Regions from separate parts of the Homo sapiens genome. Here region 1 is linked to region 2. The links are chromatin loops, found by intact Hi-C in ENCODE. Cell type or tissue: natural killer cell. All regions are shown on one strand.

What was found. Peaks named below come from ENCODE experiments on the same cell type or tissue, not always from the same donor. Only the 100,000 strongest peaks of a DNase experiment are listed, where the experiment ranks them.
Region 1: a loop joins it to region 2, with 6 times the contacts of the local background. A loop is called at or near these places in 2 of 110 quality-filtered maps.

Annotation. Positions count from the first base shown.
Region 1 is chr22:22,758,257-22,760,756 of GRCh38, forward strand. It overlaps IGL and IGLV2-14. Among named protein-coding and RNA genes, the nearest start is that of LL22NC03-102D1.18, 48 kb to the left of the region's middle. In natural killer cell, no CTCF peak of the experiment used is centred here; DNase peaks (open chromatin) are centred at 375 and 1,335; H3K4me3 peaks cover 1,385 bases; H3K27ac peaks cover 2,380 bases.
Region 2 is chr22:23,136,538-23,139,037 of GRCh38, forward strand. It overlaps RSPH14 (radial spoke head 14 homolog), which reads right to left. Exons shown (of 7, transcript NM_014433.3): 3 at 2,303-2,405. It overlaps LOC124905170 (U7 small nuclear RNA), which reads right to left and starts at 1,327; the gene lies at 1,268-1,327. RefSeq lists enhancers at 1,613-1,752, 2,303-2,392. In natural killer cell, no CTCF peak of the experiment used is centred here; DNase peaks (open chromatin) are centred at 1,504 and 1,964; H3K4me3 peaks cover 336 bases; H3K27ac peaks cover 2,500 bases.

The DNA.
Region 1 (2,500 bases), 380 kb before region 2:
CTCAGGACTGCGGCCCTCAGGACCAATGCCACCTAGCAGAGGTTTCCACGGGGCGGGCTGCCCCATTTCCTGACAGTAGGGACAACCTGGAGGTGGGTGCCAAGCAGAGGGCACTGCAGGGTGTGCCCAGGCCTGGAGGGTCACAGAGACACAGGCACCACACAGCAGAGACACTGAGGGCCAGAAGATCACTCAGGTAAGGGACTTCAGCAGATCTTTCTCCTGAGCAAATCAGGTACAAAAAAATTAAGATCCTGCCATCAGAATAGATAAACAAGGACTTTAATCTCAGCTGAGCTCCACTATCCAAGGAAGCAGAAGCCTCTGAGCCCAGGCCCAGGTGAGGGTGGGGTGAAGGGAGGAGCTCAAGGTGGAGATTTGCATGCAGGCCCCACCCTCCTCTTTGGCAGAGGAGATAAGACAGGGCTGGGGGCAGGCCCAGTGCTGGGGTCTCAGGAGGCAGCGCTCTCAGGACATCTCCACCATGGCCTGGGCTCTGCTGCTCCTCACCCTCCTCACTCAGGGCACAGGTGACGCCTCCAGGGAAGGGGCTTCAGGGACCTCTGGGCTGATCCTTGGTCTCCTGCTCCTCAGGCTCACCGGGGCCCAGCACTGACTCACTGGCATGTGTTTCTCCCTCTTTCCAGGGTCCTGGGCCCAGTCTGCCCTGACTCAGCCTGCCTCCGTGTCTGGGTCTCCTGGACAGTCGATCACCATCTCCTGCACTGGAACCAGCAGTGACGTTGGTGGTTATAACTATGTCTCCTGGTACCAACAGCACCCAGGCAAAGCCCCCAAACTCATGATTTATGAGGTCAGTAATCGGCCCTCAGGGGTTTCTAATCGCTTCTCTGGCTCCAAGTCTGGCAACACGGCCTCCCTGACCATCTCTGGGCTCCAGGCTGAGGACGAGGCTGATTATTACTGCAGCTCATATACAAGCAGCAGCACTCTCCACAGTGGTCCAAGTTCCTGGGGAACTGAGACCAAAACCTGCCCTGGGCTCTCAGGCCCCCTCCTTGCTCTGAAGATGCTTCCTCACCCAGTGCAAGCGGCTTCCTGCAGTGCGGCCTTGAGAATTCTTCTCTCTCAGCTCCTTCCCTTTCCACCATGAATTCCAAAAGGAAACCCGCTCTGTGGTTTCTCATCCAGGACAGGGACAGCTTCCTGATGCTTGTGTGCCGCGGTCCCTGAATGTGCAACTCTTGTTAGCTCTTCAAATGCAGGGACAGTGACAAGGAGCTTCCTGATTGATGCAGTCACTGCTTTTTTCAGGGATGTCTTCACCCTACATGCATCACCATCTCCCACACTGTGGGTAGAATTTTAGCAACTACATTCTGATGGTTATCGCCACAACTTTGATCTTAAATAACAATGCAGCGAACATCCCTGTGCAGCCTCCTTTGAGTTCCTGTGTGAATATGACCACAGGATTCATTTCTAAAAGTGAAATTGAGGGTCAGAAAGATGTGTGTGTGTAATTTTCACCCGTTGTTGTCAGATTCCCCTCCAGAGGGATTCTACCAATTTTCAATGCCAGCCGGAAGTACTTGTTCAGAGTACATTGTTGAAAGTGGAAGTTTTTGCCAACCTGTCAGACTCAAAAATGATACCTGTTATGGTTTTATTTTTGAGTCTCCTGTTCTGCTTAAGTTTGGGCCTTTTCAGAAATAGTTCAGTACTTTTTCTTTTTTAGGATTTGGGAAACTTTTTCTTAAATATCCAGATAAGAAGAATTTTAATCTTCGTGGCCGGACACCGTGGCTCACGCCTGTAATCCCAAGTGTGTTGGAAGGGTAGGATGGGTCAATTGCTTGCTCCCAGGAGTTGAGATTAGTCCGGGCCACACAGTGAACTCTCATCTCTATTAAATTAAAGAACATAAAAATAAATTTTAAAAGGAAGTATTTTAGTCTTTGTGGCTCAAGAATCAACTTTGGGGATATTCCATAGGTATGTATAGCATCATTTACAATGTAACCATTTAAAATGATAAAAGCCACTGTCAGCTCTAGGCCATACAAAAACAGGTGTCAGGCCAGGGATGGCCACAGGATGTGGTTGAACAGTCCCTGGTTTGTAGGGTTATCTGAGGGTTGAAAATTCCACCAGAATATGATCTAGGTGGGAATCTCTCTGTGAGGGTCACTGTATTTCACCTCCTGTATTAGCCTGAGGTCTTTCATTGGATAAGAACATGCTCACATCATCTATTTGATTGTATCATGGGTTTAAGACAACCCCGTGTCACAATCACATAACATTTATCTGCATTGCTTGCTCCGAGTTTTGGGAGAGCTTTAATTTATCAGGAATAGACTCCTCCTAAGGCAAAAGTCTGAGAGAGAGGGATGGGCATGTGGGCAAGATAGTTTGTACCAAAGCTGGAATATCCAGGGCAGGCTCAGAGAGAAGGTTACTAATATCAGCATTTGACTGCAGCCAAAAACAGAAGAGAACATGGAGGTTCTGAGAATGACAAATAAACAAATAGTTT
Region 2 (2,500 bases):
TCCTGCCTTGCTAATGTGGGCACAGCCAGGACCCCTGGCTTAGGCACTCTAGGTGCTGCTAAACAAATCCTTACTACCATTCATTATAAGTAGGTTGATGCAAAAGTAATTGCGGTTTTTACCACTACTTTTAATTGCAAAACTGCAATTACTTTTGCACTAACCTGATAATTGCTCAGGCTTCAGGGACCTGTCCTCTCAGCATCTGTCCCCCCTAACTGGGGATTACTACCTAATGTCCACATCAGGTCCAGAAAAGTAGGGAGGAAAAACCAGCAAGAAAGGTGACTTGACTCCTGTGTGCCCCTAACCTTTTAAAGCACCTTGCCTGGGTCATCTAAGATCTGCAGAGTGAGGCTGGGATTAGGATTGTTGCCCAGATCACAGAGCAGGAAAGAGTGGGCCCCCCAAAAGGCTGGGGCTTGTGTCCCTACTTCACTGGTCTGTCTGCAGTGCCAGCCTGCCCTTCTTGGTACAAAGCATGTGAATTAGGGTGCTAGCCATGGCACCACCTCCACACACACATGCACGGTTCACACAGGGCCGGGGCTGCACACAGGATCAGCCACCAAGGCAGCGAGAGCTTGGGGACTAGCAGGGCTGAGTGACTTTGGGTTTTATGAGATGCCCTGCAGCCTCTGCCTCTCTGGGTTCAAGCAATTCTTGTGCCTCAGCCTCCTGAGTAGCTGGGACTACAGGCATGTGTCATCATGCTCAGCTAATTTTTGTATTTTTAGTAGAGACTGGTTTCACCATGTTGGCCTGTGTGCCTCCTCACCAGAGGCAAGCAAGAGGGCAGGGAACAGGCTGCCAGGAAGCTCTCTTGTCCGTGGGGTGTCATGCAAATTAACTCCTCAAGGTGACAAGATGCCAAGCCCAGGGCTGCTATCCTCATTCCCCCTTCCTGTCACTACTTCTGTGGGTAGAAGAGGCAGAAGAGTTTCAACCTGGGCAGTTCAGGGCAGCTACTTAGAGCTTGATGGGCTCTAAGTAAAGGTTAGGGGCACACAGGAGTCAAGTCACCTTTCCTGCTGTTTTTTTTCCCTTCAAATCCTGAACCGATTTGAAGCCTCTCTGAATGGCTGCCTGTTTACACCAAACAACCCCCAAGGCAGTCAGCACCTTGCCTTTCTTGTCTTTTCTTCCTTCTGGGCCTGTGCACACTGGGCAGTGGCCCCCTTTATCCGAAAGACCTGGGCCAGGGCTTGGGGGTGTTTGTGATGTGGGGTTCTGTTTTTTTGGGGGGTGGGGACGGGGGCTGGTGGGGAGAGGTTCCAGTGAAAACTGGAAAACCTGCTAGAAAAATTCTAAAAGAGCTGTAACACTGGGGTTTTGTTTCTAATACAAAGTAAAACTACTGATCGCCAGTCAAGAGGGTGAACCCAGCTGATGTGGGAAAGCACCTCCAACCACCCTCACCCTGTTGCCCCAACACCTAACTAAAATACTCTATAAAATTTTTTTTAAGTGTAAAAAGTGAAGCTGTGCTTACACAGGAAAAGGACACTTCCAGGTGCCAGAAACCAAGAACTCAGCCATCATGAACAGGAAGTGAGGCCACCAGACCAGATACTCACTTTGAGGATGTTATTTTAACACCCTCACAGGGACAGGAGCCAAAGCCACAGCCCCTGTGGGGATCTGGGTTGGGGAACTGGGCTCTCTGTAAAAAGCTAAGAAGTGGCAAAATTGTTGCAGAAGTAAGATCTGAACTTTCTTCCCACCTTGAAAGTGGGAAGCTCAGCTAGGTGCAGTGGCTCATGCCTGTAATCCCAGCATTTTAGGAGGCCGAGGCAGGCAGATCACTTGAGGCCAGGAATTTGAAACCAGGCTGGCCAACGTGGTGAAACCAGTCTCTACTAAAAATACAAAAATTAGCTGAGCGTGATGACACATGCCTGTAGTCCCAGCTACTCAGGAGGCTGAGGCACAAGAATTGCTTGAACCCAAAGAGGCAGGGGCTGCAGTGAGCTGAGATCGTGTCACCGTACTCCAGCCTGGGTGACAGAGTGAGAGACTGTCTCAAAAAAGAAAGAAAAGAAAGAGAGAGAGAGAGAGCGCTCAGAGCTTGGAACTAACATAAAATAAATAAAAATCAGTCTGGAACAGAGGGCCCCATAAGATCCACACAGAGGCAACCAAAACCACCCCACAAAGAGTCCTGCTCTGGCTAAATAGAAGCCCCTGCAAAAACTGATGCGGCAGACAACACTCCAGAGCACTCTAAGCAGCTCAAGTGCATCCACCCAGGGGAGAAGTGCGGCTCGCAAGCGTCACACTGGTTTCCAGAACAGCATCCCACCTGCCCACGCTATGGCTTGCCGTGATGTGGAGCACCTCGGTGGTCTTTATGCGCACCATACTGTTGCTATCCTTCAGCAAAGCTTTCAGGTTCTCCATACAGCCTAGAAAAAAAAAAAAAAACAAACAAACCAACCCTTGAATTTTTGCCAGTCTCAGAAACCAACCAACCCAGAAGTCAATAAGTGGGCCAGTTGGG